Linked DNA regions of Homo sapiens: region 1 is linked to region 2. A link is a contact called in ENCODE Hi-C data. All regions are on one chromosome and are shown on one strand. Each heading gives the region's core, a stretch centred on a gene start or an enhancer-like site at or near the end of the contact. The rest is flanking DNA. Distances are from core to core; before and after follow the strand shown.

What was found. Hi-C counts contacts between places; a loop is a spot of excess contacts on that map. Pooled maps may share reads with other maps.
Region 1: a map of aorta shows a loop between it and region 2 (2.4-fold over the local background). The contact joins two enhancer-like sites. A Hi-C loop is called at or near these places in 2 of 168 maps with a recorded cell type or tissue (aorta and cardiac septum) and 5 of 50 pooled maps.

The regions. Positions count from the first base shown.
Region 1 is chr9:2,568,825-2,572,913 of GRCh38, forward strand. The region is part of intron 1 of VLDLR-AS1 (VLDLR antisense RNA 1); the gene reads right to left. Among named protein-coding and RNA genes, the nearest start is that of VLDLR, 51 kb to the right of the region's middle. Within about 2 kb of position 2,032, at least 17 of the 41 ENCODE cell types and tissues checked have a DNase peak (open chromatin) inside an H3K27ac peak, as active enhancers do.
Region 2 is chr9:2,808,059-2,812,170 of GRCh38, forward strand. It overlaps PUM3 (pumilio RNA binding family member 3), which reads right to left. Exons shown (of 18, transcript NM_014878.5): 15 at 3,303-3,525; 16 at 2,286-2,373. Among named protein-coding and RNA genes, the nearest start is that of PUM3, 34 kb to the right of the region's middle. RefSeq lists enhancers at 430-1,305, 3,057-3,930. Within about 2 kb of position 1,918, at least 2 of the 41 ENCODE cell types and tissues checked have a DNase peak (open chromatin) inside an H3K27ac peak, as active enhancers do.

The DNA.
Region 1 (4,089 bases), core at 782-3,281, 240 kb before region 2:
GAGACTATCCAAGGCTAGCCAGGTGAAAGGGTATGAGAGACACATAAAATAGGGCTGAGTCATCCCAGCCAAGGCCACACTAGACCAGCCATCCCCTAGCCTACTTACCAGCTGGCTGAAGATGCATAAGTAAACCCAGTTGAGATCAGTCAAGACCCATTTCAGACAGCAGTATCACCCAGTGAACTGTAGACTTGGGAGAAATAATAAATGGCTATTATTTTAAGCTACTAAAGATTGGGGTGGTTTGTTCCAAAACACAGCTTACTGATACAACAACCATGATGCAGACCAACTGGAGGGATGGAACGTCTAAACTAAAGGCTGGTGTCAGAGAGACTTGTAGAAATTTTCAATGTCTATTGCACAGGATGAAGAAAGACAATTTTCCAAGGTCACGTATATGAGAAGTGCCAGGCTACAGTTTAGTTTAGTTGGTTTGTGTCTTCCAAAGCAACAGCATGTAAGCAATGTTTCCCAAATTTATTTGACCACAGAGCCTTCTTTATCCCTCACTCCTAAACTAAGAATCAGACAAAATGAATATTCCATACAGCATACGTTGGGACATTATTTAAGATCAATTGGTCTTCATCCTGCTTCCATGTTGTTCCAAGGGGTAGAGCTGCATTTAAGGCATTATAGTTACAGGGAGAAGAATTGGGATTAAACATATTCAAGCAAGGATTTGTCAACTATGAGAGTTATCCAAAGATGAACTTGCTGGCCTTGTGAAACAGTGACTGCAAACCCCAAGACTAAAGGTATTCAAAGAGAGAGAAATCTGAAGTGACAAGTTAACTTCCTTGAAATCTTTATTCCCCAATAACATGACAAAGGCTTCCGATTACTTCTTTCAGTTCTAAGTGGTGTGACAGTTCATTTTATGTGTCATCTCGGCTAGGCTATGGTGCCCTCTTGTTTGGTTAAACACTAGTCTAGATGGGATGTGAAGGTATTTTGTAGATGTAATTAATATTTGTAATCTGTAGATTTTTTAGGTAAAGCAGATTACGCCCCATAATGTGGGTAGGTCTTATCTAATCAGTTGAGGGCCTTTTAACAACTGAGGCTTCCCACAGAAAAAAGAATTCTGCTTCAAGACTGCAACATAGAAATCCTGTTTGAGTTTCTCTCCTACCGCCCTGCCCTGCGGATTTTGGACATACCAGACCCCATAATTATGTGAGCAAATTCCTTAAAATAACTAGAATAATTCTCCCTTTTTCCCTCTCTCTGCCCCACCACACACACACACACACACACACACACACACACACACACACACACGTATATGTACATATGTGTGCACACACATATGTATAGATGTGTATGTATATATGTGTGCACACACATGTGTATAGATGTGTATGTATATATGTGTGCACACACATGTGTATAGATGTGTATGTATATATGTGTGCACACACATGTGTACAGATGTGTATGTATATATGTGTGCATACACATATGTATAGATGTGCATGTATATATGTGTGTATATATGTATATACATATATACATATATACATATATACATATATACATACATATATACATATATACATATATATACATATATACATATATACATATATATATACATATATATACATATATACATATATACATATATATATACATATATACATATATACATATATATACATATATCCTATTGGTTCTGTTTCTCTGGAAAACCCTGACTAATACAAGTAAATATCAAACATCGTTTATATTTTATCACAATCCTGGACTAAAATACCCAGAAGTTCTACCCTGCTTCCTAATACTTGCCTTGGAATCAGAGTGTTAGGTTTCCCAGGTTTCCTGTGTGGTTCCTCTAAGGACTCCTGTGGGTAGTCAGCGGAGAACCAGAACTCCTAGTTGCATTATTGTGGTAGCCAGGAGGTGACATTTCTCATATTCCCTTTTTAAGAGGGACAGATTTTATGAGTCACCTTGGGTGGCATAGCAATTTTGCAGCTGCGTAATGTTTGTAAGAAACTGACAGTCCCTCATGAACCACAGTGACCCAACTTGGCAGGGCCCCAGCACCTATTTATGGCCTGAGATACAGGGGAAGAGGTCACAGGAGGAGGTTCTCTCTTCTGGAATTGAGCCAGACAGACGATAACACTCTAGGTCAGAGTTAACACAGTCTGATTCACTGCAACACGTTCTCTGAATGACTTCCTAGGAGCCTAACTGAACTACTACAAATCCAGTGTTGATATCCAGTATGTAGCCACTTAGAAAAAGATAAAAAATAAAATAAAAAAGAGAAGGTCAATAATAAAAAAGAAGGCTTTAAGAGAAATAAACAAAAAATACCAAGTGTAGCCCAGTGATAGTGGGAATACAGACCTGGAACAACCCCCTTGCTCAGTTATGTGCCCTGTTCACATTACTCAGAAGACCTCACACTGCAGCTGCCGCCAACAGTAACTAGTGCCTCGAGGACAAATTCTTGTTTTTCCTTGCCTAGTTCAATACCTAGCACATAGCAGGAGCTTAAAAACTATTCACTGAGTCAATGAGCTACTAAGGACATAGAGCCCTTCACATCCACGTAGCTATTCAGCCAGGATTGTTTTTCATCCTGTCATTGAGCTTCACAAGCCCAGTATGATCCAGCACCTGAGAATATTTCTTTCTAAACTAGCCCTGATACATGTGTGCAGTTTCTGGGTTCTTAAAATCTTTAGAACTAAGGTCCTTATATTTGGATACTGTGTTTGTATTCATTTTCTAGGGCTGCCAAAACAAAGTAGCATACACTGAGTGGCTTAAACAACAGAAATTTATTTTCTCAGAGCCACGGCTAGAAGTCTGAGATTAAGATGTTGACAGGGTCGGTTTCATCTGAGGCTGCTGTCTTTGACTTGCGGATAGCCATCTTCTGTTTTTATCCTCACATGATTTTCCCTCTGTAACTGTCTGCATCCTAGTCTCATCTTCTTCAAAGGACACCAACCACATTGGATTAGGGCCCACTCTAATTATCTCATTTTATTTCATTATCTCTTTAAAGATCTGTCTCCAAATTTAGTCACATTCTGAAATACTAGGGCTTAGGAATTTGACATACACACTTCGGAGGGTCACAAACACATATACACACACATATAAGATACATGTAATAGGTAAATAAATCTTTTCACAGCTTTAAGGTCAGAAAGGGAAAGTCTTTACATCTGTTCTATCTTAATATCTTTCTCTGATTGCATACTTAGAACCCTCCATTAAGTGTGAAGGAAGAAAAACTATAGGATACAATCTCTGTATCTTTCCTCTAATTAACAATTAAACTAACTTTAAACTAATTAATTGATTTCTTTTTCATGTATCTCAAATTTTTATTTCCTCTTTGTATTAAGCTGTTCTTGCCTTGCTACAAAGAAATACCTGAGACTGGATAATTTATTTAAAAAGGGGTTTAATTGGCTCACAGTTCTGTAGGCGTACAGGAAGTACAGCAGCATGTGCTTCTGGAGAGACCTCAGGAAGCTTCCAATCATGGCAGAAGGCAAAGGGGGTACAGGCACATCACAGGCGGGAGCAAGAGAGAGTGGAGGTGGTAGGTGCCACACTCTTTTAAAGGATCAGATCTTGCCAGAATTCACTGTCATGAAGATGGCACCAGGCCATGAGGGATTCACCCCATGACCAAACACCTCCCACCAGGCCCCACCTCCAGCACTGGGGATTACAATTCAACATGAGATTTGGGCAGCAATAAATATCCAAACCATATCACTCTTTTAGAATTCTTGTAAGCTGAAAGAAACAGAAACACAGGAGTCTAGAAGTGGCCCACGGAGAAGTTGTTATGTCCTGAGCTCCTTGAGAACAGGCTGGGTCTTATGTCTGTATACTGTGAGCATATACTACATTACCTGGCATGGAATGGTTGTTCTAAAAATATATAGGTAAACGATGTGTGCAGGAAAACAAACCTCATGCTAGGTTCCTAGTTTTATGTTCCAGAAACACATTTGCCCCCTAAGCAATGTTAATATATGCTGACTTACGTTGGCCCATTGCATGCTTAACTTTTTAAAACACATTTATATATAATTACCTATT
Region 2 (4,112 bases), core at 668-3,167:
GTGCAGGTTTATCTAATGCATTTCTAAAAGAGCCATTTCTTTTAACTCTGATCCAAAACCTAAGCTATGTTTAGCAGTAATTACTCAAGATAAACTATGAATTCTAATAAAACACTCACTTGGTTATGTCTGCACTTCTTTGTATTATTTAATGATTTAACTTTGACCTGAAAGCTATTCAGGAAATAAATGTTTCACAGTAGCACCTCATGCTTGGTTGAAATCAAGTTCTTCCTCATGGAGAAATGCTCACTCACAAGGTGCCATGAACATAACACAGTGTTCACGTGTTCAACAGTGGTTGATAAATGACTGTTCTAGCTTAAACTTGGCATTTCTCTTTACAACGCTTACATACTCACAAATCAAAAATACCATTTTTCTCCCGTTATTCTAGTATTTGATTCCCAAGGTCGTGGTATTATCTTTTTCACTTTGCAATTAATGCTTGGACAAAGGAGAAATTCTGATAGCTAAGATTTAGTGCAGATGGAGGTAGGGACAACCTATCTTGAAGGCAAACATCATAGTCAGGTAGCATGTACTATATAATTCATTCAAAGATACCTGAATGTAAGGACTCTTTAAAAGCCAAGAGGCCTATGGCTATTCAGCCTTTCATGGTACCTGCTAAAGAGGGACAGAGTTCAGCTAGTGAGGCAAATTGTTTTCCAAAGCTGACCACAATAATATCTCCTGTCCTGTGTGCTCTTCTAGAATGCAGCCACTCCCCCATCTATAGGGGGAATCCATGTCTTCTTTTGAATCACAGTGGGCCTCTGTGATTGACTTGACCAAGACAGTATGATGAAAGTGGCATTAAATGACTGCTAAGGATAAATCATGGAAGTGCCACGCATTTACTTTGTCCTCTTGGGATGCTCACTCTTAAAAAAGCAACCACCATCTCGTGAAGGAGCCCAAGCAGCCTAGAAAGGGAAACTGAGGCTGTTGGTCCCCAGCCAACAGTCAGTACTCACTTGCCAGCCATGTGAGTGAGCTAAGCGAAAAGTGGACACTCCAACCACAAACCGAGCAGCCCTAGATGACTCTGACTCTGAGCATAGAGGGGCAGGCTCCACCAGACCCTGATCAAGTCATTGTTTTGAAAACTACTAAGTTTTAAGGTGGCTACTATCCAGTAAAAGAGAATCAAAACAGCTAGACGTGCAGGAGGACAAACTCATTTGGTGCTGAATACGACAAGACAAACACATCAGACCCAAACTGGCAGATTTTAGGGTTCTCAGCACATTTTAATTAAGAGGGAGAAAAACCACTGGACATTAAGCCAGACTACTTTTCTGGCATAAACTCAACTATACATCAACTTTTTAATAATGAAAAAGATTATTCCATATGTTATTTTTTTCTTTAATATTTATCACAAGGCTTCTCTTTTACAAAAAAATTTAGTGAAAAATAGCCCCAGGTCCCCATTCTTAAAGGTAAGGTGAGAAGTGACAGCTCTACTGCTATACTGATTGCCACACTAGCCATCAGAGCTGCCACTTGCCGCAAGACATGAATTCATGATCTGTCACTTTTTTCCAGACATTGTAATGAAAAGCCCAAACTGTTTTAACTCAGTAGGGGAAAAAAATCTCTCCAGTGGTTTAAATACCAGATGGAATTTGGATTTTGTAAGTGAAGGTCTGGTTGGAGATAGGACTGAGAGGGGAATGGCATGCAAATGCTAATGCTGTCCTTCTCTAGAGAGCTGAGTTTCTACAGAGCAGCTGTAAGGCTTACAAAAAACCAGAAAGCGCCAAAGACTGGCTTACTCTTTGGTCACATGTATTTCAATGCCAAATAAACAGGCACTAGTCCAAAACTCTCTTACGAGGATAATCTTCTTCTGCTTATTCTTTCTTCAAACATAGAGATAAATGTCATGCCTTTCTACTGAGGTAATGATACTCAACAATTGGGGCCCCCTACCCCCTCTCACCATCCTCATTAGAATGGCATTTTAAGGCATTGACCAAGCCAGGTTAGAAGCCTGCAGCAGCACAGGAAGGAAAACAGAGAGAGTGAGGGGGCGGTGGGGGGGGCTGGCGGGGGGGGTTTGGAAAAAAGAAAATTAAAAGAGTTCTCAGGCACAAATATTTCTAGGGGAAAAAGCATTACCAGCAACCACTGAATCATTTCTTATTCACAGACACCATTTCTAGACACTTGGCAAACTTCATTTGAGCTTAAATGGCTGGTATAAAGTTCAGGGATGCCAGGAATTACTGGAATTCCACATGAGATACAAGAAAAGGTCAAATTTCATAGCCTACCTTCTCTCCCATTTTCTTTCATCTTTTTATCTTGCTCTATTAACCACTTCAGAACTAGATGTCCTGCAGGATGTTCTGCAATGTGAAGCTATGAAGGGTCAAGAACAGTTAATTTTAAAAGTTGTTTTCATTCATACAAATACATTTGAATGAATACATACTATTTATGCCACCACATACAGATAAGGACTCAGCCACTTTTAAAGTTCCACAGGCTTAAGAGGTCTTTATCTAGGACAACCATCATACTTGGGGGGACCACAGATCTATTCTGATCCCCAGACTGAAAGACAGTTATGCCAGATAACACAGCCACGGCACAGCGCTTCAGTCTCCGCTTCATTTAATCTGCTCTGAACAGTAGCAGCACAAGGCTCATCTTAATGCTAATCACGTCTTGGATTGAAATATGTCATTCTCAGACACAAATAAACCTACAGGACAGAACACTATAGCACAAACATCAAAACCCAATGCTGCATGCTGTTTAAGTACACATGACCACCGAAGGGGATTATCTGATGAGCGAATCAAGAAAGCATCTTTTCAGCTCAACCTTACTCCTCTTCAAGAGCAATACCAAGCGTTCCCAGTTATTTGGGCTACTCCTTAGCAAGTATGGGAGGCAACCGGCTCAGTCTCCTTATAGAGAAACTTTCAAGGTACATTCATCTTTCCCATTTGTTAATATGGTCAGGAGCCAGGGCTTCTCTAAGATCCATGGCCCACTTCTCTTCCCCAATCGCAGGTGTCAGAAGCACCTTGGGCACTCAATACTTGGCAATGATTTCATTCATAAGCAAATTCACATCTGTAAAACATTCCCAAGTACCAGGCTTTGACCCAGATGGTTAGAGAAAATTAAAGATGAATGTAATTGCTGCTGTGAGAGGTTCTTGGTTGTTTATTCAACAGGTATCTCCCTCCCCAGCTTTCTTACTGACACCCCACATCGTCCAAAAACGAAGTTTTTGTGGCCTTTGCAGCTTTCCTGCCTGTGCTTTAATGGCACATTACCTCTCCGTCCTTGCCACCAGGATGCAGTCCTGTTGCTGCCAAGCTGGCGATGGCATTCATGGTAGGCTGAACGTCTCCAGTGGCAGATCCCAGAATGTCAGACACCAACACACACGCAGACTTATCTAGCACCACTTCTTGGGCGTGTTCTTGCAGGTAGCTTAACAAAGCTGGAGAAATGGATTCTAGGAGCTCCCGTCTGCGGACCTCTGTATCTTTCTTACTGTTGAGTATGTTGAACGGGGTATTAAGGTAAGATAAATCGCAAAGGAAATGTGGTGATATTATCACAAAAACCTCTAAGAGCTTATCACAGACTGTATCGCACTCTATTATTATTGTCTATCTTTCTGTTAAGCATGTAGACAATAAGTGATACGAGTATGTGTTCTGTTTTTAAAAATGTTTGTGTCCCACGATCTGAATAGTGCCTGGCACAGAACAAGGGCTCAATAAAGGGAGTCTGACTTGTGTAATACCAAAAAAAAAAAAAAAAAAATCCAAAAACCAAATAACATACCCAGAAAACAACACATTTACACTGCTGTATGGACACCATACTCTAGGGTACTCAAATATGTGGTATCGGTAGCTTTGAAAATAAAGCAAAATAAAAGCCAAACCACGCACTTGAATGCCTACTATGTGCCAGGTGCTCAGGTGTTCTTTTGGCACGACACTTTTATTTCCTTGTCAAGATAAAAACTTTAGAATCTGTCAAAAATATAGGCTTGAAAATGGAATTCACCTTTTCAGCAGTTTTAGAGAGGGTATGGATGGGTAAGTGGACTTCTGGAAGAATGCACTACT